Regions from separate parts of the Homo sapiens genome. Here region 1 is linked to region 2. Evidence: chromatin loops called from intact Hi-C (ENCODE). Cell type or tissue: right lobe of liver. All regions are shown on one strand. Links, peaks and the distances in the headings refer to the core of each region. The heading gives the core; the rest is flanking DNA. Region 1 has its middle 66 kb from the start of NNAT. Region 2 holds the start of NNAT (neuronatin).

Region 1 (9,795 bases), core at 704-8,703, 65 kb before region 2:
AAACTGGCCCCTTTCCTGTTCTCATTAACACTGAATGTCAGTGCCTTCCTCGGTGTGGTGCTGCAGCCAGGAGCCCTGCATCGTCTCTGACTACTCCTGTTTAGCCACCCACAGCCCATCTGTTCCCCCTCCCTGCCAACTCTTTCTCCGAGGGGCTGCTAAAGGCCCCCATTCTCTCAGTCCCTGCTGCAGCATCGTGTGGAGATGAGGGGATAATTGTCTTCCTTTGTCCATCCATTCATCCATCCATCCATCCATGCATGCATTCATCCAACCATCCATCCATCCATCCATCCATCCATCCATCCATCCATGCATCCATCCATCCATCCATCCATCCATCCATCCATCCATCCATCCATCCATGCATCCATCCATCCATCCATCCATCCATCCATCCATCCATCCATGCATCCATCCATCTATGCATCCATCCATCCATCCATCCATCCATCCATCCATCCATCCATCCATACATCTACCCACCCATCCATACATGCATCCCTCCATCCATCCATCCACCCATCCACCCTTCCATCCATACATCTACCCATCCATCCATCCATCCATCCACCCATTCCTCCATCCATCTGTTCATTCATCCATTCATTCAGCCATCCATCTGCCCATCCACCCATTCACCCACCTATCCATCCACCCATCCATACATATGTCCACCCACCCATTCATCTGCCTACTCTTTCATCCATCCATCCATCTATATATCCATCCATCCATCCCTCCCTCCTACCACCTGACATACATTGAGCACCTGAGTGCTCTGTTGAAGACAAAGACTCCAAAACCCCGGGCTGTGTTCTAAGGAGTCCAGGGGGAGAGAGGACCAGTTACCACCCATGGGAAGATGGGGTGATAGGGACTTTGGAAGTCTCCAAGCATCACCGTGTGTGTTCTTGCATGTGCATATATGCATGTGTTTGCTCTGTCTTGGCCACTTTCTCAGACCCTTCTCTTTCCTCCTGATCTCTACTATCAGTGCTCCCCAGGGCTGTGTCCTCACCCCTCTGCCCTTGTCCTTCCATGGGCCATACTATCCACACCAGGGCTTCAGAGGTCCCTGCACACAAACTCCTCTGCATTTCTGTGCTCATCTCCCCTCTCCCAGACCTGTATACTCACTGTCCTGTCCTCAGCCCCACTCAGTCATACTCCCAGCATCATACACTCCCCAGGCTCCAAACAACCTCCCTCCTCTCCAGGCTTCATCTTATGCTCTCATCCTCCATCTCCAGGGACAGAAATCCAGGCTTCCCCTTCTCCCCACCTCCTTCCTTTAAACTTGTGCTGACTCTTTCTCCCAAATCTCCCATCTCCTCCTTTGCTCCTTTCATCCCATGGCCAGCATGGTTGCCCTGGTGACAGCCATCCTCTTCCCTCCTTCTGAGTCTGCTTTCCAGCATGAGAGATGTGTTCTGGTGACCTGTTCCTCCCATGCTCTGTCTTCTCTCTCTGTCCATCTGCAGAAAATCTGGGAAAGGGACCCTTGGCTTTACTTGCTTCCATTCCCAGCCCACGCATACCCCATCCTTGGCAAGGGACCTCAGCCACATTGAGCCCACCATGGTTCTCAAGAGAGCTCTCCATAGACCTCCTTCTTGCCAAAGCCCATGGTCCCTTTTTCCTCCTCATTTCTCCTGGCCCATTGGGGTCCTGATTGGGGTGCCCATCCTTGCTTGGGAGGCCACTGTCTCCTCCTTCAGGACACTGGGTGCTCCTGGCTTTTCTCCCACCCATTGGGCAGTTTCTCTCTTCCATCCACCTCTCAATACTGATGCTTCCCAGAGCTCAGTCCTCCACCGCTTCCTGCCCTGCCCGTTCCCCAAGGGCAGCTTCCTCCACCCCCAGGACATCTGTGGCCACCCATTGTCCTTCTTGGACATAGAGCTCTCTCCTGAACTGGGACTTGCACATCCATGTACCTGAACACAGGACTAGACACTTCCCTGCCCTTCCCACACTGCTCTTCTTTTCTCCAACCTCCTCACCTGCCCAGCTCCCCATCCTCAGCACAAGTAGACCAAGTCTCAGGCACTTTCTTGACTCCTTCTGACCACATCCAGTCCCACCATAGGGCTGTGCCTCCAGCACACCACCACCATCCCATCTGGGTGTCAGCTCCCAGGGCCTCCCGGGTTTCCCATCTCCAGCCTTGCCCCTTCCTGTCTACACTTGGTGAGGCCACCCAAGCCACCTTTCTAAATCTCCCACTTGGCAGCTCACCCTTCACTGGCCTAACCCCACTAAGCCAGCTTCCCCACCTCCCCACCCTCCTGATAAACTTCAAGCCAATTTTTCCTGCTTTAAGGCTCTGGGCAAGGCCAAACCCTCACACTCTTGGTGACTTATCCTTCTGCCCTGTCTCCAGTCACAAGGAACCTCTTGCAGTGCAGAAAGACTCACCCTCTCCCCACCTTCTGGCCTTTGCTCAAGCTGCCCTTGGCAGGAACGCCTCTCACCTGTCTGCCTGGCACACAGCAAGGCTTCTCTTGGCTCAGGCACTTCATCCTCCCTGATGAAGTCCCAGGGCCTCTCCCCTGAAAGCCCCCATAGCATCACAGGATCACACCCCTGGGAACAGCCAGGCACATGCATGTGTTTGGGGGGATCTTTCCCGCCAGACCACGGGCATCTTGAGAGCCTGCATCTGAGTTCTCTCTGAGTGTCAGCACAGAGGAAGGCTGAGGAATGTCTGAAGCTGGAGGAACTTCAAGTTGAAAAAAAACACTAAAATTTCAGGAAGGAAGGACTAAAGTCTCCTTTGAAACCTCCTCCCAAATCCTGATTTCTACTTATTTTCCCACATGGATCCTCAGTTATTAGACTGATGTGAATTATACTGGTAGCTAGCTAGCTAGATGATTGATAGGAAGGAAAAAGGAAGGAAGGAAGGAAGGAAAGAAGAGAAAACTTGTTCTATTATTGTTGGTTTGGTTATTGTTGTTTGAACATAAATACTACACACTGTGCATGTGATTTGGCAGTGGCCTTCCTCATTCAGCAATGTGTCTTGGGTCTGCTTCCATGTCAGAGTTTAGGTGCATCACATTCTTTTATCAGATGCACAATGGCCGAGCTGGCTTCCTCCTGCCGATGAGCATGTTGGTGTCCCTGCTCTTTTGGTGAGGTGGTAGCAGCTTCTGTGCATGGCCTCTTTCTGTGTCTCACTCTAGGGTCCCCAGTGTGTGATCAGGCTGCCGTGTGCCTGCTTGTCTGTCTGTCTGTGTGTGCACACATCTGCCTCTTTGCCTCTCTGAATCTCTCTCCTTCCTTTTCCCATTCTCTCTCATTATTCCATATTCCCTCTAGATTTGGTCCCCATGTTGCAACACAACTGTGTTTGTGTGTCTCACCCTGGGTCACATCTGTGGGTTCCTCTTTACTTGGAGCCTTTTCTCCTTCTGATTCTCATTCACTTGGTGACTTCTCACCCCTGTGCATCCACTTGCTCTGCCATCCATTCATCCACCCACTTTGGACATTGAGCATCTTCCAGGAGCTGGACAGCTCCCATACGTGAGTCAGTGTGTGTGCCCCCTCTGTGTACTGCCCCTGGGTCTCTGCCTGTCTGTGGGCCTGTCTCTCCGAGCCCCCTTCTCCCACCCCTGCCTTCATCCTCCTCAGCTGCACTTCCTTCTGCTCTCCAGAGGAAACTTATGGAATTTGCTCTGTCCACGCATCATTCCTGCTGTGTGTGTGTGTACTTGTGTGTACGTGTAAGTGGGTCATCTCTTTCTGAGGCATGGTCAGGGTTGGCTTCCACTCTCTGTCACTCTCATGGACATTTCATCTGCTTGCCTCTCCATCCAGCCATCTGTAGCATGCTCAGCTAACTCTGGGGCAGGGTCTTCCTGTCTGGTCTGTCTTCCTTTCCTTCTCTTTCTCTCACTCCTCACACACTCCCCGGATGAACTCATCCCCTGCCCTCTGTGCTGACATCTCCCTAACTGCTCCTGCAACCAAGACTCCCCACCTTTTTCTCTTCTTCGCAAGCCACTAGATTCCTCCCCAGGAGAATCCAACCCATTGCATCATCTTCACACCCTGAGATGTGTTTCTCTTCCAGTTCGCATTAGCACTGAGCCCCGCTGCCTGCCTCAGGCTGCAGTGGGAGACTGAGCCATCTCTAACTCCTTCTGCTGCCCACGGCACATCTGTCCCACTTCCTGCCAAGTCTCTTTCCAAGGGACCACTCTGAGACCCTTCTAACCCCAATCCCTTCAGCCCCTCTCTCTGGCCAGGCCCCAGCATCCTGTGCTTGGACAACTGAAGAGGCTTCCTCCTTTGTTGTCCATCCTCCACTCCCACCCCCTCTTCATCCTCCATTAACCTCTGGAAGAATCATGAATCACCTTTGCTTAAATCCTCCCATAGCTTCCATGTCACTCACAGTAAAAGTTAATATTCTCACCATGGCCCACAGGCCTTACCCAGTCTATTTCCTGTTACCTCTCTCCTTTCATCTCCCACTCCTTTCCCCCTTGCTCATGTTGCTCCAGCCACATGGGCTTCCTTGGTGTTCCTTGAGCAGACAGACACCAGGGCTGTCACCTATGGTTGTTCATGGCATGAGGGCACCTGGCAGAGGATGTCAGTGGAGGACAAAACCCAGCCCTTGTTCTGTTCTCCAAGCCATGAGCCCTGGTTTGGGGTTGCCTCTGCTTAGAAGAAAGATTGTCTATTTCTTTTAAATATATAGATAGAAAAGACCTTTAGCATTCTTGCTTACTTGTTTCATTATCTGTTATTTTGGGATCTGTTTCTATTTACTGATTTTTCTCCTAGTTATGAGCTACAATTTTTGGTTCTTGGCCTGTCTAGGAATTTTTGATTGGATGCTGGACATTGTAAATGTTACACTATTGATGGTCTGGAATTGTGTTGTCTTCTGTTAAAGAGTGGCATGCAGTTAAATTACTTGCTAATTACTTTGATCATTTTGAGGCTTATTTTTAAGCTCTTTTAGGGTGGGTCCACAGTAGCCTTCACTTATGGGATAGTTCCTAACCTGTGTGACTTCTAGGAATTGTTCAAATTAAAATGCTTCAGTCTTTCTTTGCCTGGCCTCAGGGAATTTCACCCTACACACCTGAAGCCTTGCACATGGCAGTGATTCAAGAGGACACATGTAGATTTCTGGAGCTGTTTTTCTTCCTTCAGTCAGGTACTCTGCCCCTCAACTTACAGCCACCTAAGCCTACCTGAACTTTGTTCTTGGTCTCAAAGATCAACTCAGCAATACTGCTGGACTCTATTTGAATTTCCCCTCCCTGCACCTAAGATGCCTCCAGACAGAAAGCTGGGTGAACTGTAGAGCTAACTTGATTTGCTTACCTTTCTTCAGGGATCACTGTCTTATGCTACTGCCTGTTGTTCAATGTCTGCAAACAATTGTTTCCAATGTTTTGCCTAGTTTTTTTTTCTAATTTTCATAAAGCTCTTTATTGGTTAGTAGAGACATTGGGAGTCATGATCCCACCTTAGAGCCTTTGCACTTGGTTCCCTCTACCTGGAACGCTTCCCCCAGATATCCACGTGGCCAACTTGCTCACTTCACAAGTGCTCATGTTACCCTCTCAGTGAACCCTTCCCTAACCACCTGCTATGGACTGAATGTTTGCGTTTTCCCAAAAGTCAGGTGTTGAAGCCTTAATGCCCAGTGTAGTGGTATTTGGAAGTGGGCCTTTGGGAAGTGATTAGGTTTTGATGAGGTCATGAGGGTTAAGCCTCCATGATGGGATTAGTTCCCTTAAAAGAAGAGGAAGAGAGGACCAGATCCCTCTCTCTGTGTCATGTGAGGATACAGCAAGAAAGCTTTCATCTGCAAACTAGGAACAGGGCCCTCACCAGACACCAAATACGCTGGCACCTTGATCTTGGACTTCCCAGCCTCCAGAACGACGAAAAATAAATATTGCTTAAACCATCCAGTAGATGGTATTTTGTTATAGCAGCCTGAGATAAGATATCACTTTACTTAGAATTGAAACTACCTCAACTTGTAATGCCCCATTACCTTGTGTATTTCTCTCTATGTATATATTTACTGTCTATAAAATTAATTGCCTGTCTTCGTCCCCTAACCTCCTTCTGCTCTATACCTGTCTTTTTTCCATTAACATGGAAGCTTGATGAGGGCAGAGAATTTTGTCTGTTTATTCACTGCTGCATCCCCAGTGCACAGTGGGGATAGTTCGGCTTGACTGTGGGGCTCACAGGGATTTAAGTTGAGCAGCGTTTCTGTAGGTGCCCAACACATCCTGGAGCAACTGCTGGTGCTGGCTGAGGTTAGGATGGGGAAGGGGTAGAAAGGCCTGTTCAGGGCCTAAGCAGCTCACCATCCATTCACAGTTATGCTCAGAATCTCATTCTCTACCTACACCTACCACCTCTGACATAAGACAATGTCTGGCCTCCTTGCCCCAGCACAGGCTTCTTCCTCTGCCCAGAGTACAACTCCCTGGCTCAGCTATGTGGCACAGACACCTAGCTTCAGAGTCTCCACCTGTATGAAGTGTTCTGTGAATCTTGTGACTTCCAATCCCTTCTTCACTCTGGGACCAAGAAAATTCTTTCTAAATGCCTTATTCTATTCAGGCTTCTATAACAAATTACCATAGACTGGGTGGTTTACAAGCAACAAATATTTATTTCTCAAAGTTCTGGAGGCTGGGAAGTCCAAGGTCACAGCACCAGCAGATCTGGTGTCTGATGAAGGCTCTCTGGTCCATAGACAGTGCCTTTCAGCTGTGTCCTTACATGGTGCAAGGGCTGAGGAGTCTCTCTCAGGCCACTTTTTAAGAAAATCATTCATTTTTCTTTCCAACTTTTATTTTACATTCATGGGGTACATGTGCAGATTTGGTATATAGGTAAATTGCATGTCTCGGGGCATTAGTGTGCAGATTATTTTATTACCCAGGTAATAAGCATAGTACCTGATAGGTAGTTTTTCCATCATCACCCTCTTCCCACCCTCCACCCTCAAGTAGGCCTCTATGTTATTGCTCCCTTCTTTGTGTCCATGTGTACTCAATGTTTAGCTCCCACTTATAAGTGAGAAAATGCAGTATTTGGTTTTCTGCTCATGCATTAATTCACTTAGGATAATGGCCTCCAGCCCCATGTACGTTGCTGCAACGGACAAGATATTGTCCTTTTTTATGGCTGCATAGTATTCCATGGTGTATATTTACCACATTTTTCTTTATCTAGTCCACTGTTGATGGGCATTGAGGTTGATTCCAGGTCTTTGCTATTGTGAATAGTGCTATGATGAACATGTATGTGTCTTTATGATAGAATGATTTTATTCCTTTGGGTATATACCCAGTAATGGGATTGCTAGGTCAGATATTAGTTCTATTATAAGTTCTTTGAGAAATCTCCAAACTGCTCTCCACAGTGGCTGAACTAGTTTACATTCTCACCAGCAGTGTATAAGCATTCACTTTTCTCTGCAACCTCACCAGCATCTGTTATTTTTTGACTTTTTAATAATAGCCATTCTGCCCAGTGTGAGATGGTATTGCACCATGGTTTTGATTTCCATTTCTCTAATGATCAGTGATGTGGAACATTTTTTCATATGCTTGTTGGCCACATGTATGTCTTCTTTTAAGAAGTATCTGTTCATATCCTTTGCCCGTTTTTTAATGGACTTGTTTGTTTTTTTCCTCAGGCCCCTTTTACAACGGCACTAATCCCATTCATAAGAGTAGAGTCCTCATGACTTAATCATCCCCCAAGGGCCCCACCTCCTAATACCATCACCTGCAGATTAGGATTTCAACGTATGAATTTTGTGGGGGGACATAAACATTCAGACCATAGCACTAATCCCAGAACGTTCTATGTCATTTCCTCTCTCTAACGCCTTCCACTGCACCCCATTGCTCCTGTGAGAAATATCAGATTCCTCAAGTTGGTGTATCATCTTTTACAACATAACAACAAATTACGCCCATGCAATCAGCTTAACATGACAAAATCATTTTCTCACAGTTTCCGAGGTCAAAATTCTTTGAGCAGCCTGGTTGAGTGTTTCTGGCTCAGGTTTTCTCATGAGATGTAGTCAGGCTGACAGCTGGGGCTGCTGCATCCTGAAGGCTTCAACTGGGGCTAAGGATCTGCTTCCAAGATGGCTCCCTCCCAGGGCTGTTGGCAGGAGGCCTCATTTCCTTACCACATGGGCTTTCCACAGGGTTGCCTGAGTGTTCTTACATGGCAGCTGGATTCCCCCAGAGAGAGTGATGACAAAGAAAGGTAAGGAGGGGAAGAGGGTGGGGAGGGAGAGGGGACACTGGGGAGCCACAGTGACTTTTATGACCTAGTTTCTGAGGCTGTACATCATCACCTCCACTTTATTTTATTCACTAGTGACTTATTAAGTCTAGCCTACATTCAGGGGAAAGGAATTAAGCTCTATCTCTTAAAGGTAAGAGTACCAAAGGATTTGTGGACATACCTAGCTACTTGGGAGGCCGAGACAGGAGAATGGCTTGAACCCGGGAGGTGGAGCCTGCAGTGAGCTGAGATTATGCCACTGCACTCCAGCCTGGGCAAAAGAGCGAGACTCGGTCTCAAAAAGAAAAAAGAAAAAAAAATTGTGGACGTACATTAAAAGCACTATAGTCTTCCCTCTGACCACAAATTATTTACATTCTTCTAACATGCAAAATACAGTCCACCCTCCGAAGGACCCTGAAGTCTCATACTGGTACAGTATGAGCTTGAACTCAAGACTTTTGTCATCTAAACCATATGCAGGTGTGGGTGAGTCTCCTTGGGAGTGGTTCCCTAAGCATATCCCCAGCAATACACTCCCTCTCAATGAGTAAACCTGTGAATCCCAAGAGGTGAGTTACCTATCTACCCCTCAACCCCACTCGGCACCCAGTATACAATGGTGGAATAGGTATAGGATAATCGTTCAGAACCAGGGGAAATGGGAAGCACAGATAAGTCGCTGGTCCATAGTAATTCTGAAATCTAGCTGGGGAAATGTTGAAGGGTTAGGACTTATGCTACTCTGGCTCAGAAATAATTTTCCAAGGGGTTCTGCTCTTTCTGTCTCCTTCTAGGTTCTTGGGTCTACCTCAAAGTAAAAAGTAGCCTGTGTTTACAACTGTGTTCTTTTCTCAGCCTGCTTCCTGCTAATAGAATTTAGCAAGTTCAAAGGCCTCTTTCCTTTCACATTACCTCTGTCCCTTTCAGTACATGCTGATGCTATTTCTGTTGATATAATTCTTTTTTTTCCCCCTCAGACAGGGTCTTGCTCTGTCACCCAGGCTGGAGTGCAGTGGTGTGATCTCAGCTCACTGCAACGTCTGCCTCCCAGGTTCAAGTGATTCTCCCACTTCAGCCTCTCCAGTAGCTGGGACTACAGGCACACACCACCACGTGTGGCTAATTTTTATATTTTCTTAGAGATGGGGTTTCGCTTTGTTGCCCAGGCTGGTCTTGAATTCCTGGGTTCAAGCAATCCTCCTGCCTCGGCCTCCCAAAGTGCTGGAATTATAGGCATGAGCCACTGTGCCTGGTGATATAATTCTTTTTAAAATGTTGTTGTTTTCCTGTGAATCTTTTTGGGATCTACTCTACAAGACAAAAGCCACACCCAAAAATCTCTTGAGATAAGCCCTTGACTACTTTGTGGTTCTGCAGAGACAAGCTCTTAAACATCCAACTGTTTGAGTCAGAGGGTCTGTGAGGTAAGTCTTTAAATTTTTTAGAGGGCCCTTTGCTGACTGAGAGTACTCTGAGGAACCACTTTAG
Region 2 (9,517 bases), core at 1,490-9,489:
TCCCAAAGGGAGACCCAAGGCTTCTGTCTGAAGCCTTCAGTTGCTGCTTAGGCAGGTTCTCTTCTTCACCTCAAGCCTGCCTAACAATAGAAGTTTTTCTCAACATACTTCATTCTCCCCTTGAAGCCTGGCAGATCAAACTGTGTTCTTCCTGGGACTTTCAGGAAGATACTGGGGAGGGAGGGTTGCTGGGCTGAGACAGGCCAAGCTCCCTAGGCAGGACCATCTTCCATCAGGGAGAGCACTTCTTCAGTCATTCCTCTTTTCAGAACAGTGGCCCTTTCACACATTTTGGTGCGTTGGGGAGTGAACTTTGCATTGGATGGTAGAAGACAGGGTTCTGGCTCTGCCCACCAAATGGACACAGGTGACAGCCCTTCTCTGGCCTCCTTTCCTGCAGCTATTCAATAGGAGTTGGCTTTCCTTCTATCATCTTTCACTGCTTCCTTCTCCCCAGCCTACCTTTTCTCCTGTGTCCCTGCCTCACCCACACTCACTCCTTATGTCTACTTCTCCCCATTCCCAGTCATCTAGAGAAGCCAGTAGCCTTCTCCATGGCCCTGCTACTGTCACCACTCAAATGCTGTCCTGTTTCTTGCCGACAGAATCCCATCTCAAAGGCTGTTCTGACTGGGTTACTCCCCAACTCCCATCAGATCCTCGTTTGTGATGGTTCCCAGTTGGATGGAAATGAAGAGTTCTTAGGGCTGAGTTTAGGGGCCTGCCAATAGCATTTCAGCTTTAGATTTCCTTAGTATCTCCCAACAATTTGCTAGCTTTAGATAGACTGACCTCTTTATCCCAAAAAGCCTTTTTGGGTTCTGATTCTAGGGCAGCCAGATAGTGGTGGTCCTTCATTTTACTTTCATCCCAGTCTCTTTATCTGTAAGCAGAGATGCTTGATTAGATGGTAAAATAATAATAACATCTCATTCATTACTTCACTGCTCAAACCTTTATATTTGTTCTTCAGGTCTCCACCTGAAAGTCAATCCTTCCAGGCCTACATTGGGTCCCCTCTTAGACCTTCTCTTCTAGCAGCTGACACAGTCCACGGTTGTGTATCGCTGGCATTATCTGCTCAATGTTGTGCCCTTTCCCATTAGCCTGGAGGGCTCCCTAATGGCAGGAACTGTCCACCCTGTAGTCTCAAGGCCTATTCCTGCATGGGATTCTGCCAAATACCAGCCAAATGACTGACAATGCAGGCCCCCTTGGGAGACAAGAGGAGCCCATGAACTCAGTCGCTACAGAAGGGGAAGTCTGCGTAACACTAGCAGTAGCACTCAACAGAAGGCTGAGTGAAACGCTCCAGTCAAGTAGATCCCCAGGGAGAAGAAATCCAGGGAAGCTTCCTGACAGAGGAAATACCTGGGCTCACATGGTACACTGACTAAAGCATAAAGCCCATGCCATCCTGAAAGTGCACTGCCACCTACTCAGAGCCCAGCTAACATCCTCAAATGGGTCCAGGAAGACCCTAGATCTTGGGAGAAAGAACTCCCAGGATATTAGGACTAGAAAAACTGTCTGCTCCAAAGACCACATTTTACCTCTCTGGAAACTGGGGCCCACAGCAGGGTAAGAACCAGTTCCTAAAGAAGCCCAGACCTAGGCCTTATGGTGTCTTGTGGTCACTAGGTACCATGTGGGCAACCGTTTCACACTGAGCCACAGTGACCAATGTAATTGTGTGTTTTTCTAAGGCCTGCTGCCCCTACTCTTTTCCAGAAAAGGTATCTACTTTTCATTTTCCTAAAAGGCAGTTCAGGAAGAGGGGGTGGTTGCCTGGCAAGGTAGGAAGCACTGTGGGGTGACAGAATGCTGATTTGGCAGTCACTTTGGGAAGGGGTGGGCTGCAGGCTCCCTGCTGGAAAGGGCCACAAATCTTTCAGAGGGAGGCCTGTTTGTGACTCTTAAGCGGGCTTGACCTAAAACAGAAAGCTGCTTTCCGAGGGAGAGCAAAATAAGCAATAATCTTGGCTTCATTTATCATCCAGGTGTCGCCACAGGAGAGTAGGGACACAAAAGCCTTTTTTTTGTTTGTTTTGTTTTTGGAATTTGCAATTGTCTATTTTGTTAAGTCTTCCCACTAGGCTACAATCATGAGCTCCTGAAGAGTCAGGTCTGAGTCTTGCCCCTGAAATCCCCAGCAAGCCTAGTACAGGGTCTCAATGTTTGTTGAACAAACCATCCTTTCCAGGTATGACTCCTCAGCTTGTCAAGACTTTGCAGAACCACGAAATCTATCCAGAAACACAGAAAAGAAGAATTCAGAGATAAAAGCATAAAAGAATCAGGTAAGAAAATTACCCAGCAGATATGATCGATAAAAGTTTGGTTCTTTGAAAATACCTCTAAAATAGACAAATCTTTGGCAAGTTTTGAATGAAAAAAGGAATAAAGTGACAATGGGGAGACTTAAGTGAACAGGAGAAAACCATACTCAATTTTATAGCAACAAATTTAAAGCCTAGGTAGAACAGGTGATCTTCTATGAAATTACCAAAGCCCTTCACGACTGTGACTCAATAAAACCTCACGACAGCCCTGTGCCTTGGACAGGCAGTATTCCTACCATGCTTTCTAGAAGAAGGAGATTCAGAGGTGAATACTCAGCACAGGACCTGACAAACTAGCCTACACTGTCTCAAAGGTCATGGCCATGGGAGCACGTGCATACCTACAACATGGAACCACACCACTCTCGGCACTTCCAGCCATCACCTTACATCCGGCTGGTTGGACAGCCAGTCTTATTTATTTTTCCACTTGAAATGCCATAAGGGGTTTCACTATTTTTACTTCAAAAGCAGCACCATAAAAATCCTTGATGATTAGAGCTCCAGCTGTCTTAAGTTGTTTGTCAAGGGATCGGTTACTCAAATCTCCTATGGAGGGAAACAATTTCAGGCAAGAAGCCATGGGAGCTGAGAAACGCAAATGTCTCATCTCTGAAAACTTTCAGACTCCCTCCTGTTCACCGCCTGTCCTGCCCCCTGCTCCCCCTCCCCCATCCCCACCATCTGCTCTCCAGAAAGCAGATCAAATTTTCAGGCTAAGGTACTCTGGCGCCAAAGACTCAGCCCCTCCATGCTTCCCCCTGCCCCCCACCAACTCCGAAATCCAACACCACGACCCAAATGGACTGCAGCCACATAAAACCACAAAGTAAAGTTTATAAAGCTTTATTAAACATTTCAAACAGCTGTGCAACGAACACACCAAATAAAAGCTCTAGAATAGCAGTCCAGACGTTTCACAAGTATGGCCTCACAGTCCCATTCCCTAGATGGACTGCCTCCAGTTCTGTTCTCTGCCTGGCCCATCTCTCTTTCCCCTCAGGCAAGAGAGAGATGGATGGATCAGACTGAAAGGACAGGCATGCTGATCTCCAGCAGGCAGGGGCCAGGAGAAAGTCTCGTTTGCCAACACTTGTTACTGAAGCGCAGAAAAAGCAGCAAGTGACAGTCACAAAGTCTTCCTGGGTATTCTTCATAATGTACAGTCTATATGCGCAGGAACGAAGAAGCTCCTGGCGGGAGGATGATGGCCACTGCTCCCCTCTGTCTTGTCTGAACCACCTCGGAGTCCAGTGTGCTGGTCACTCTGCAATCCCCATGCTAAATAAAAACTGTAGCGGCACCTACCATATATAGCTAGCTATTGCTAAACCTCAAAATCAGACCACGTTCGATAAAGCTTCTTTAAAAGGAATATACACATGTATTTGTACACACACACACACAGGGCACACCAAAAAATATCCAAACATCTATCAAGGGGATCAAGGCCGTTACGAAACACACAGGTACTCTCCCACTCACTCAGCTGGGGACTGCTAGAACTACGTGAACACACCATACTTCAATGCTGCAGAGCATGCACGGGAGACACAATGAGGCCCCCTCCTTGGGACAGTTGAGAAAGGCAGGAGGAAGGGCAAAGGAAGTGAGGCTGGGCGGGAAAGCTTGAGCCCAGACACCCAGGTGAAAGAGCAACATCTATCTGTTGCTTCCTTTCTTAAAAATGAAGTGGAGAAAATACTGAAGATTTGTGGACAACTAACAGTCAAGACATGTTTCTGTCTAGCCTGCTGAACAAGGAAAGAAGGATGAAAAAGCGAGGCTCTCGGGCGTCAGCAATCTCTTCAAATTCGAGATAAGTGCAAAAATGAGCCCTGTCTTGGACAGGTACTCCCCAAAAAAGGAAAAGGGTAGAAGAGAAATAAAGGGAAACCAGAAGAGGGACTGAGGAGTCAGTAACATTCTGGGAAGGAAGGAGACCCTGACAAGGAGGGGTCACAGAGGTGACAATGAGACTGGCATTTTATCTGCCCCAGGTCACATTGGGGCAGCTGACCAGGATGGACCCAGACTCCTCACAGTAATGAGGCGAGAGGGGTGGTCATGCGGCCAGCCAGGACCTAGATGGGGACAGAACACACACAACCACAAGACCACCCACGACTATAGGACTTTACAATAAAAGCACCGGTCAGTGCCATTATTCACATTGTAAGGATAAAACATCACAGGCCAAAAAGGCGCCGTCAGGAATGTGACACCCGCGAGGCTGCGGGATTTGAAACTCCAATGCTTTATGACCTATGTCAATGCCTCCCCTCCCGTCTTCTGCTTCCTTGGAAAGCTAACAGGGCAGGCCGTTAGGTGCCCACAACGCCGGGATCATGCGCCGATTCTGGAAGCGGGGAATCGGAGCAGTGGTACAGGAAACAGTTTCCCCAGCAGCTATAGCAGATAAGGAACAGGGCTGCCAGGAAAACCAAGGCACAAATTGTGCAAGGCTTCCGTTCCAGGAGGAAGCTGAGCAGGTAGAAGCCCATGAACATGGAGTGGCTGAACCACAGGGCGGGGTTGAGGGGCTTGGGGATGAGGAGGACGGGCAGCAGCCACTGGAGGCAATACATGATCTCTGCCGGGCAGGGCCTTCACCAAGGCTGCCGGGCACCGCTGCAGGAACCGACCTAATGGGAGCCAGCGGGCGCAGGCGGCTGCCCTCCGCTTTCTTCAACCCTCACTCTCCAGGAGCTGAGCCGCTGTGCTCTCTGGCTGTCAGCCCGGGATCACCAAGGCAGCAGGGATCCTGAAGAGAAAAGTCAACACAACAGACAAACAGACAAAGAACAGACAGACAGACAAAAAAAAAAAAAAAAAAAGAAAAAAAAAAAAAAAACAGGAACAGAATGTATACTTATTTGGGAAAATGGATCATGGTTAACAACAGCAAATGTGAAATGCCCTTTCCTCCCTGCCCACCCGTGAAAGTTCTACTCCTCTCCAAGTCACTAATTCGGGAAGCTTCCTGGGATGTCTCCCCGGGGCTTCTCCTGGGGGATCGGGGAGAGGGCTCTTTGGCACGGTTTCACACAGTGGGCTGGCTTTGCCTGGGCCCTGCCCAGCAGAGATCATGTATCGCCTCCTGGGGCTGCAGCCCGTCCTCAAGGGGCCCAGACCTCACAATACCGCCCAGTGGTTGCCAAAGGACGACCAAGGGCTCCCTGCTGTGCCCCCACGTGGTAAGGACAGGGTTCTGTATCTAGCATCTCTCACAGCCATAGGTGCTCAGGCACTAAGTGCAGAGTTAAAGCTGTTAGCGGGGCACTGCCGGCCACCAGACCACAGGCAAAGGATCCTGAGGCAGCTACAGCCTCGAAATATTTTAAGATGGCAGCCTAGGCTAAGCTTGCCTTTTTCAAACAGCCCAGCGTCACTTTGCCAGAATCTGCCAACTTCTCCGAAAGTCAATGTAGAAAAAAAGTCACTATGCTACTTTGTCCAAACTGAACTCGTTTGGATCATTACACCTCCATCTGCTGCTGGCACTGTATAGAACCTGACCTCTGGGAGCTTTTAATGAAAATTAATTTTCTATCCACATAGGGGCAAATGCCAGTTGGTCCCTGGGCCAGGCAGCTTGCTGGAAAGAGGTGCTTTCGGCTGGCTACCGGTGCGCGGGGACCACACTCACAAACCGCATTCCGGTCTTCCCGCCCGAAAATCCGCGCTGTGCGAGGGACCCACAAGACTGGCGGTCTAAAAGGGACCCGCCTCACTTGGAAACGGGGCTGCGGTAGCCACAACCCTCCGGTAGCGGTAGCGTAACCCCGTTCGGTGATCCAGCCGCACAGCGCAACGGGTACAAAGAACCCCACTGGCTAAGGCCGACCTACCAGGGCTTGGGGGAGGGGAGCGGAAGACTGAGGTCGAAACGACCTGTCCAGCAGAAAACTATCCCCAAGCATATTCCAACCACTTCTCCGTAGAGCTCATTCCTTCCGTGCATACGAAGGGCGCCAATCCTTCCTGTATCCCTCCTACAGATACCGGGTGACTACTGCTTTTGCGCCCAAAGCGCAGTGCTCTGGCTCAGCTCCCTACAGTAGCGACCTCCACCGCAGATTCTCATCTCCTCGCTACCGTAAGAGAGATGTAAAGAATCAGACGGGTTACGCGCTCAGGCACCCTCATGAAGCAGAGGACCTGGGCTTAAAACTCATTCAGTATCAGGAAAAGAGCGCCGAGCACGGGCCTATTATGCCAAAGCTTCTGAAAGGGGCACCACGTTTTTTGCTCTATGGGGCAGATGACCCCTCCCTAATTTCGGTTTTCCATCCATCCCCAAGGTAGGCTTTGGAGTGGCACCGGAGACTGAGCTCAAATTTGCAGGCCAGGGACTGGGGAGAAGGGCGCCACACTAAGAGACCTGCACCCCCATTCTCGCCCTGTACTCTACCCAGAGTCGTGGTACCCCTCCATTTTAAAGCAAAATCCAAAAGCAAGCACGGCGGAATCTTCTGGAAGGGGGCTAAGATGGAACTCAGGAGGCGGGGGTCGGTATGGAAAGAGCAGATGGATTATTTTTTTCCTCTCCTGGCGAATGAGGAGCGCCCCCAGCCACCCCTCCTCATAAACACCCCCCAAGGCGCGCATGCGCACTTAGGTGGCGGGCGGGTACTTAAGGCGCGGCCACCGCGGCTGCGGCAGTGCGCCCAACAGCGGACTCCGAGACCAGCGGATCTCGGCAAACCCTCTTTCTCGACCACCCACCTACCATTCTTGGAACCATGGCGGCAGTGGCGGCGGCCTCGGCTGAACTGCTCATCATCGGCTGGTACATCTTCCGCGTGCTGCTGCAGGTAAGTCTGACGGGGTTTCGGGTGGGAGAGGGTTCCCAACTCGCGCCCCTAGAACCCGCAAGACTGCGTCGCGATTGCCGCTTCCCGGACCCGTCCTATTCCGATTGCCGCGATCCTTGCCTGCCCAAGTGCCGCTGCCGGCACCGCGCGCCCCCTGCCCATTCCCTGCGCCGTCCTCCTCGCGCTGACCCTCCCTAGTGCGCCCGCGCCTGCCAGGGAACAAAGACTCGGGGCGCGGCGGGCGACCGCTGCGGACGATCACCCAGGCATTTAGCGACCTACGCGGTAAGAAAAACCCGCTACACCCGGACTCGACCCCAGGAGGGAGGCGGGGCACTACTGTGTTGAAAGACTTTACAGCTCGCAGAGTGAAAATTTTCCACCTTAAAAAATTGCGCATTGCGGAGAAATTTTATTTAAAAAAACATATAGCGCTTGCGGGGGTGGAACAAAAAATAAGTTAGAAAAAGGCACTTCTCAGAAAAAATAAAAATTACTTCGCAAAAAAAAAAAACCCTACAACGAATTAGAGAAAAAGTAGTTCACAGGAAAACAGAAAAACGCGCATTGCAGGAAAAATAAATCGGAGAAAAGCACTTGGCAGAAAAAAATGCATTAGATTAAAAACGCACTGCAGAAAAAAATTAGACAAGGGAGCTAACGGAAAAAAATGGATCGGGCAAAAACGCTTTAAAGAAAAAAATTAGAGGAAAAAGCCCCTCGAGAGAAAAATAGAAGGGGAAAAAAAGCACTTCCAAAAAAGGACAATTGCTTTACAAAAAAAAAAATAATAATAAAAAAAATAAAAAAGAGGCAAAAGCGCTTGGTGTAAAAAGAGATAAATCAGAAGAAAGCGCTTTGCCCATAAAATCATTTACCCTAAAAGCTCCCTTTGCAGGAAGAATTCCCTGCTAAAGGAATCCTTTGCCAAAGGAATCGCATATTTCCTTCAAGGTGTTCCTGGAATGCTGCATTTACTGGGTAGGATTCGCTTTTCGAAATCCTCCAGGGACACAGCCCATTGCGAGAAGTGAGGTATACCTAAGTTGTGGGTCCAATCAGCTTGCCGCCATGCAGCTCTCAGCACAGTTGGAAAAGCTCCAGCTGCCCTGACTCGTGGACAAGCTGCGCCCGCGCCCGCCTCTCCAGCCTACGCTGGATGGGCGGGCGGGGCAGGGGGTGGGGCGGGGGTGGGCACGGCAGCACCACAGACATGCTGTGGGTGCTCTCCACTAAGGGTGGGTCCTGGGTTTCTCGTCGCAGGTGTTCAGGTACTCCCTGCAGAAGCTGGCATACACGGTGTCGCGGACCGGGCGGCAGGTGTTGGGGGAGCGCAGGCAGCGAGCCCCCAACTGAGGCCCCAGCTCCCAGCCCTGGGCGGCCGTATCATCAGGTGCTCCTGTGCATCTCGGCCAGCACGGGAGCCAGTGCCGCGCAGGAATGTGGGGTCCCCTGTGTTCCCTCGCCAGAGGAGCACTTGGCAAGGTCAGTGAGGGGCCAGTAGACCCCCGGAGAAGCAGTACCGACAATGACGAAGATACCAGATCCCTTCCCAACCCCTTTGCACCGGTCCCACTAAGGGGCAGGGTCGAGAGAGGAGGGGGGATAGGGGGAGCAGACCCCTGAGATCTGGGCATAGGCACCGCATTCTGATCTGGACAAAGTCGGGACAGCACCATCCCAGCCCCGAAGCCAGGGCCATGCCAGCAGGCCCCACCATGGAAATCAAAACACCGCACCAGCCAGCAGAATGGACATTCTGACATCGCCAGCCGACGCCCTGAATCTTGGTGCAGCACCAACCGCGTGCCTGTGTGGCGGGACTGGAGGGCACAGTTGAGGAAGGAGGGTGGTTAAGAAATACAGTGGGGCCCTCTCGCTGTCCCTTGCCCAGGGCACTTGCATTCCAGCCTCGCTGCATTTGCTCTCTCGATTCCCCTTTCCTCCTCACTGCCTCCCAAGCCCACCCTACTCCAAAATAATGTGTCACTTGATTTGGAACTATTCAAGCAGTAAAAGTAAATGAATCCCACCTTTACTAAAACACTTTCTCTGAACCCCCCTTGCCCCTCACTGATCTTGCTTTTCCCTGGTCTCATGCAGTTGTGGTCAATATTGTGGTAATCGCTAATTGTACTGATTGTTTAAGTGTGCATTAGTTGTGTCTCCCCAGCTAGATTGTAAGCTCCTGGAGGACAGGGACCACCTCTACAAAAAATAAAAAAAGTACCTCCCCTGTCTCGCACAGTGTCCCAGGACCCTGCGGTGCAGTAGAGGCGCACCAAAACTTTGTCTCTTGTGATTTCTTTAGCGGCATCAACATACACTTCTAAGACTCAGCTGATGTGCCCACTGTGG

Evidence for each region. Hi-C counts contacts between places; a loop is a spot of excess contacts. Peaks named below come from ENCODE experiments on the same cell type or tissue, not always from the same donor. Only the 100,000 strongest peaks of a DNase experiment are listed, where the experiment ranks them.
Region 1: it touches region 2 in a loop (4-fold over the local background); 2 of 110 quality-filtered maps call a loop at or near these places.

Annotation. Positions count from the first base shown.
Region 1 is chr20:37,449,961-37,459,755 of GRCh38, forward strand. No RefSeq gene overlaps it. Among named protein-coding and RNA genes, the nearest start is that of NNAT, 66 kb to the right of the region's middle. In right lobe of liver, for the core only: no CTCF peak of the experiment used is centred there; no DNase peak of the experiment used is centred there.
Region 2 is chr20:37,514,245-37,523,761 of GRCh38, forward strand. It overlaps BLCAP (BLCAP apoptosis inducing factor), which reads right to left. Exons shown (of 2, transcript NM_006698.4): 2 at 3,173-5,106. The coding sequence starts at 4,930. The coding sequence ends at 4,667. NNAT (neuronatin) reads left to right here and starts at 7,006. Exons shown (of 3, transcript NM_005386.4): 1 at 7,006-7,159; 2 at 8,114-8,194; 3 at 8,423-9,446. The coding sequence starts at 7,088. The coding sequence ends at 8,515. RefSeq lists enhancers at 4,351-5,214, 5,215-6,078. In right lobe of liver, for the core only: a CTCF peak has its summit at 5,554 (motif pointing left); a DNase peak (open chromatin) is centred at 5,047; H3K4me3 peaks cover 359 bases; H3K27ac peaks cover 1,209 bases.